Regions from separate parts of the Homo sapiens genome. Here region 1 is linked to region 2. The links are chromatin contacts, found by Hi-C in ENCODE. All regions are on one chromosome and are shown on one strand. The core of a region is the stretch at or near the end of the contact, and the rest is flanking DNA. Distances in the headings are between cores, read along the strand shown.

Evidence for each region. Hi-C counts contacts between places; a loop is a spot of excess contacts on that map. Pooled maps may share reads with other maps.
Region 1: a map with no recorded cell type shows a loop between it and region 2 (17-fold over the local background). The contact joins two enhancer-like sites. A Hi-C loop is called at or near these places in 2 of 37 single-sample maps with no recorded cell type and 2 of 50 pooled maps.

The regions. Positions count from the first base shown.
Region 1 is chrX:69,025,914-69,029,374 of GRCh38, reverse strand. No RefSeq gene overlaps it. Among named protein-coding and RNA genes, the nearest start is that of PJA1, 140 kb to the left of the region's middle. RefSeq lists an enhancer at 846-1,035. Within about 2 kb of position 1,819, at least 7 of the 41 ENCODE cell types and tissues checked have a DNase peak (open chromatin) inside an H3K27ac peak, as active enhancers do.
Region 2 is chrX:68,570,267-68,573,431 of GRCh38, reverse strand. No RefSeq gene overlaps it. Among named protein-coding and RNA genes, the nearest start is that of YIPF6, 73 kb to the right of the region's middle. RefSeq lists enhancers at 1,512-1,761, 1,531-1,825. Within about 2 kb of position 1,516, at least 2 of the 41 ENCODE cell types and tissues checked have a DNase peak (open chromatin) inside an H3K27ac peak, as active enhancers do.

The DNA of each region.
Region 1 (3,461 bases), core at 570-3,069, 460 kb before region 2:
AGTTGTTTGTATAGAAGCCCAGATGCAATAAAGCTAGAAAGAATGGGTTTAGATAGCAGCAGGAAGGACTTATGATAGACTCCAGGAAGAACCTCAAAGTACTTTATTGTATCTTTAGATACAATAGATAACCAGGAAGGCCAGGGTGCCTGTCTCTGCTATTTTCAGCAGTTGTCCTTTCCCACACCTTTTCCTTTCCCTTTCCCAACATCTCATTGCCCCATAGTCCCTCATTGTATGTGTTCATCAGAGGTGGTCTTGCCCACTACTAGCACACTCTGAGATCCTAGGACACTTGTGGCAATAGAACAGCTAGGATCCAGCTCAAGTCAGGAGTGGCCTGAAATTTTGTCACCCACACCCCTCACCAATCTCTGCCTGTGGGGCTCTCCATTTGACCCAGTGGCCTTCCCCACCAGCCAGAGTGTTGATCAGGGCAGCATCACAGAGAGTTAGGGGTGAAGACAGCAGAGTGGTGCAATGGAACAAGAATGGACTTGTGTTACACAGACTGCATCCCTGCTGTGCTACTACAGCTAGTTTGACCCTGAGCAGATGCATTCGCCTTCCTGGCCCTCACTTTATGACTGTAAAATGGAGGATGATAGTAACTATCCCATTGGGTTGCTGTGAGGTTGCAAATGAGATTGTATATTTAGTTCATAAATGTGGCCAGAGCGCCTATGTTCTGCCAAGCCCAGTGCTAGGTAACTGGGGGAAGGGGGGCCACAGAAATGAACAGGAGGGCCAGTCCCTGTTCTCAAAGAGCTTTCAGTTATACTCACTTCCTCTTTCCCCTTCTGTGGGCAGATACTGAAAGCAACCTCTTCCCAGGCCAAGAATCTGGGTTTCCAGAAGCTCTTCCTCTCTCTTAGGGCAAGAAGGATGGGAAAGGGTCTTCCATCCTGCACTTGACCCTTTGCTGGACTCTTCTTTATTTACACATCAACAGATGATTGACAGGCCCCAAACCCAGTGCCTGAGTACTAGTCCTCCTTATTCATACCCACTGTTTCAGATTAACCCAACATCTCTTGTCCTCATGCCTAGAAAGCTCTCTATGGACACAGATAACGCCTCTTTATAGATGAGGAGACAGAGGCTCAGTCTTGTGAGGGAGGTGGCTCAAGGTCCCAAGACAGGTACGTGATGGAGGAAGGGTTAAAATCCAGATCCCGATGGACTGCAAAGGCCTTTCTCCTTCCTCTACACCACATGGTTGGGAGAGAGCTGGGACGTTGGGATTGTTCCTGAGGCTCTAGGCAACAACGGGGACAGCCAAGTCCAGGCCAGTCCAGGTGCTCACCCCAGGTGTTTCCTCACAAGCTTTTCCTCAGACGTCTTGTCTCTTCCCTTTGCGGAGTAAGGCTCAGAGGAAATGCCTCACCACTCTCCAGGCATGTGCTGGAGGCTGAGGACTGCTGTCTCATAGGGGTAGGAGGAGGGCTGGTAATCTCAGCACAGAGGAAAGCCCCTCCTAGAGCCAGTCTGGCCCTCTCGGCACCCTCTCAGACATTCTCTGGAGCTCTTGCCAAACCTCCCCTGGGTTTTTCCAGAGGTCCAGGGAAATTCCAGGAGTCAAGGACGTCAATGTTTCTGACATACACAGTCACAGCATCCCACAAATGTACCTGGCTGATCACACTCAGCTACAGTCTCTCTTTTGAATATGGGTGTGTAAGCAGGCCTGTGCATGTACACACACATACACACATGCTATAAATGATGAGTCAATTCCACAAGCCTCCTGCAGAAGCCCATATCTTCTCATCCTGTTTACATTTCAGCGAGTCCCACCTCACGTTGCCCTGAGTGTGTGTACAGGTCACAGCAATGCTGAGAGCAGCGTGGGCCAAGCGCAAGACTGGAGCTTCCACCCCTCCTCCACTGGTTTCATGCTCATTTTCTTTCCTTTTCCTGTTCCTCCTCCCAGACAGAGTTGCCTCCCTCTTCCAAAAGGCCACCCATGCTTAGCCACCCCTCACCTCGACACACACATATCATCGTCCCAGGTCTCACTGTCACAAAGAATAAAGCTGAGAGCTGAGTCTGCTGGGGTGTGGGTGGCGTCAGGCCCAGAGAGGTCACATGCAGCTGCCCCAGCTGGCAGGAACGTTCTAGAGAAATGGGTGGAAGGAAGCATTTTAGGAGCAGCAGGCCAGGCCAGAGAGCCCTGTTGGGTACTACGGGCCCAGGCAAGAGGTCTACTTCAAGAAGATTCCATTAGGGAAGTAAGACAAGAGGCAGTGCAACATAGCGACTGAAAGCAGACTGGAGCCAGACTGCTATGTGACATGTGATAGTTACTTAATCTGTCTGTGCCTCATTTTCCCCATCTGTAAAACTGAGATAATAATAGCAACCTACCTCACAGGGTGGTTTTGAGGTCAAGTAAATGAATACATGCAAAATGCTTACACAGGGCCTGGCACAGAAAAGCACTACATAGAAGTGGGGTTATCTTTTTTTTTTTTTTTTTTAATGAGATGGCGTTTCACTGTGTTGCCCAGGCTAGAGTGAAGTGGTGCAAACACAGCTCACTGCAGCCTCCACCTTCTTAGCTCAAGCTATCTTCCCACATAGCTGGGACCACAGGCATATGCCACCACATCTGGCTAATTTTTTTATTTTTTTGTAGAGACAGTGTCTTGCTATGTTGCTTAGGCTGGTCTTGAACTCCTGGGCTTAAATGGTTCACCTGCCTTGGCCTCCCAAAGCTCTGGGAATACAGGTGTGAGCCACTGAACCCGACTGGCTATCATTTTAAGGATCAAAATTATCAGTATTTCTCCATGACCCCCAGTCACTTACACAAACACACACACACACACACACACACACACACACACACACACAAAACCACTCGTATTCTCCTTCCTCTGCAGGTGTCAAATCAGCCTACAGATCTCCAAGCCAGTGCAGGCAGAGGCCGTATGACACAAGCAACCTCAGTCACCACTCATCCTCCATCTACTGGCCAGTCCCCCTCCAATAAATAAATTTCTGATTCTGACCCCCAGCCCAGGCCAAGGCTCACATTGGCTCATGAGAACTGCATGTGCATATCTCTTTACAAAGCTGTATCCAGTGATGTCATATTCATAGCTTGAATTCAGCCACTGTGGGAGTATTTATACCATGGCAATTGGCAACACTACAAATCAGAGATTTTTTTCCCCTCCCCGTGAGCAAGCTGTTAAATATTTACCAGCACAACATTACTTGTACCAACCTTTCATTTCTCCGCATTCCACCCTGGGGCCCTTCTCTACATGACACTTGCTCTTCTTCCAGACGCTAAATCCAACTGTAGCTGACTCCCTGCAGCAGCATTGCCCCATCTGATTAATATCCTGTGACTACTTCCTCTTGGAACCTCAAGGCCCACTGTTGACTGTGCCCCTGCCCTTTGGCACCAAACTTTGTCCACCAGGGAGCCCCCTTCACCGCTAGTCAGACCT
Region 2 (3,165 bases), core at 267-2,766:
TCAGACAATTCTTTCTAGAATGCCTATTTGCCTGGTGAGGCAGACTGGACAGCCACTGACCTGACCTCCAAATTGCCCTAGGAGAGGTACATGACAGGATTCTTCTAAGTCATGAATGCATGAATGATTGGCAGCACCCATGGCTCTGTATGGTCCCTATCCTGACCTGCAAGAGCAGGCAGGGTTTCACAGAGTCCTTCCAGCAGGAGAATGTTAATCTCATCCATTTAGACTTGTTGTAGTTTGAAGATCACCTAGCTGAGTCTCTTGAAACAAGGTTCAATTTAAAAAGTTGTGAGATGCCATGAAGTCCACCCTTGTCTGTATCAACAGTTGGGTGCCAGCCAGTGATGTACTGGTAAATGCTTAACAACCAGCTCTTCTGAGAAAAAAAAGTCAGACCTGTAGCATTTGCTGATTTCTATGCTGCAAATACTCCCACAATGGCTGATTTCATGCTATCAATGTTGTATCACTGAATGCAGAGTTGAGCAGAAGTACAGGAACATACCATTATATGTATATTCAGTATTTCCACCATACATACAGAATGGACAAAATAACTTCAAGAGTGTAGATAAGACCTATAATCCCAGCACTTCAGGAGGCCAAGGTGGGTGGGTCACCTGAGGTCAGGAGTTCAAGACCAACCTTGCCAACATGGCCAGCATGGCCAACATTGCCAGGCAAATTAGCCAGGTGTGGTGGTGCATGCCGGTAATCCCAGCTACTCGGGAGGCTGAGGCAGGAGAATTGTTTGAACCCAGGAGGCAGAGGTTGCAGTGAGCCGAGATTGCACCACTGCACTCCAGCCTGGGCAACAGAACAAGACTTCGTCTCAAAAAAAAAAAAAAAAAAAGTGTAGGTAAGAGTGTAGTAAAATAACTAGGAAGTGATTGATTAGTTTTGAGTATTTGCTATCTATGTTTTAATGTAATGCATTTAATAGTAAGTTCATGTACATTAATTTTTTTGTTTGTGTTGCCTTTTTAATTTTAAAAAATAAATATATACTTTTAAACATACAGAAAATAGGAAAAAATAGCACATTGAACACCCATATACACACCAGTTAGATTCACTAACATCTTGCCATATATGCTTCATGCCATGTACATTAATTTTTAATAATGGCTGTGACTAATAATCAGCAAGCAAAATTTCTGAAAATTTCACAATCAGCTCTTCTAAGTCAAGACAACCTCGCTCTAGCAACACCACTAGTCTCAGCTTTCTCACCCCAGTACCATGGTTAGCCAATCAGGACAGAGAGAGCAGAGGAAGTGTGAGCATGGAAATGAACAATTTTCTTCTCCCAGTGGACTGAGAAATTTCTCAACAGTGATAGCAGGGTACCCAAGACAAAGCACACAACCTATCCTAGAACAGGCACAAGGCTGGTGCATGTGTGTCTAAAAGCAGACTTTAGGGAGACACAGCCCTTCTAACCTTGCAAGCTCATTATTAGCCTTAGAAGTGACTCATGTAAGTTCTGAGTCATGAGATATACTAGGTGGCTCCCACACACACTCAAAGTCACCAGTTTAGTCAGCCTTCCATATTGAGAGTAGAGGAGCTTGAAAACTCCTCCTAGAATTTCCTTGCTTGGTGCTATCATTCTAAAACAAGACCTGTGCTAGTTAATCCACCCTTCCCCTGGAAAAGATAGAGTAGATATGTTGGTGTGCTCTGCCCAGGACAGCGGAAGTTTGGCCATCCCCTCCCTGCTCACACACAGAGAGCTGCCAGAAACCACACAGAATCTTTCAAGAAAAGGGTGGCCAGCCTGCCTAGAAAGAAGTCTCATCTATCAAATCTGCCACTGTCTGCAGTCACCTGATGGCTTGCATGGAGCTGGAGGATCTGCTTCACTGATGGCTCAGTCATGTGGCTGCTGGCAGAAGACCTCAGTCCCTCAAATTGTGGGCCTCTCCATAGGTTACTTGAATGCCATCAGGACATGACAACTAACTTACCCCAGAGTGAGTGCTCCACTAGAGAGGGAGCACAGAGGAAGCCGCACTGTCTTTTTTATGATCTAGTCTCTGAAATGTCACAATCACTTTTGCTTTATTCTATTCGTTAGAAGCGAGTCACTGATGAATTTCTTTATCCTATTCATTAGAAACAAGACAGTAAAAGCAGCTCACCCTCAAGGGGAAGGGAAATAGGGTCTTCCTTTGAAAGGAAGGAGTAGCAAAAAATTTGTGGACAAATTTCACAGCTACTGCAGTTCTCCCTCTTTCCACCAACTATTGATATTCCTCCCATATGCAAAGTACACTCACTCCTCCCAAGGCCCCTAAAAGTCTCATCCCATTACACTATCAGTTTGAAGTCTAGATTCTCATCACTGAGATCAGGTCCAGGTCCAGGTGCACATAATGCTCCTCAGATGTAGTTCTTTAAGTATAGCTTCTGGAGTACAGTTCCTCTCAACCTGAGGACCTGTGAACCAAAGAGAAAAGATATCGGCCACGGATACACCCAACATGCAATGGTGGGAATGAGTAGAATAACCTCTACAGACATTACTGTACAAGGAAAGGGGAAAACAGGCACAAAGGAGTCGCTGTTCCATAAACAATTCTGAAATATACCTAAGGACATGTTGCAAGTTCCTTGATTAGGACTCGGTCTGGGAATAATTCTCTGCACCTCTTGGCTCTCCCCCCTGGGCTCTTGGTTCTATCCTCTGAGTCATCTTTCCTTTCCACAAAAAACACTCTGTTTCCAGGTGCATGATTTTTTCAGCTTTCTTCCTGCCAGTAGAATTTTGGAGATCCAAAGGTCTCTTGTCATTTTGTATTGTCTCTGCCCCTTTCAGTTCAGGCTGGAAATGTTCCCATAAATATAATTCTCTTTAAAACTTTGTGAGTGTTCTCTGATTCTTATTAAGGTTTACCCCATTACACCATTACACCAAAGCTTTGTCCAAAAATATCTTTGAGATAAGCCCTTCCTAACATTGGACATCTGCTGTGACTACTGAGGGACAGTGCCCTTAAGCTTCTTCAAAGCTCTGTTGCTTGACTGAACAGCTCTTTGAAGCATGACCTTGGATCTTTCTGAGGCTTTAACAAAAGATTTTACAGTCATACTTCCAGTTTTATTTTTAGACCATGTTTTCCAGAGAGTACCCTGGATTTTACCTTTGTTCCAAGG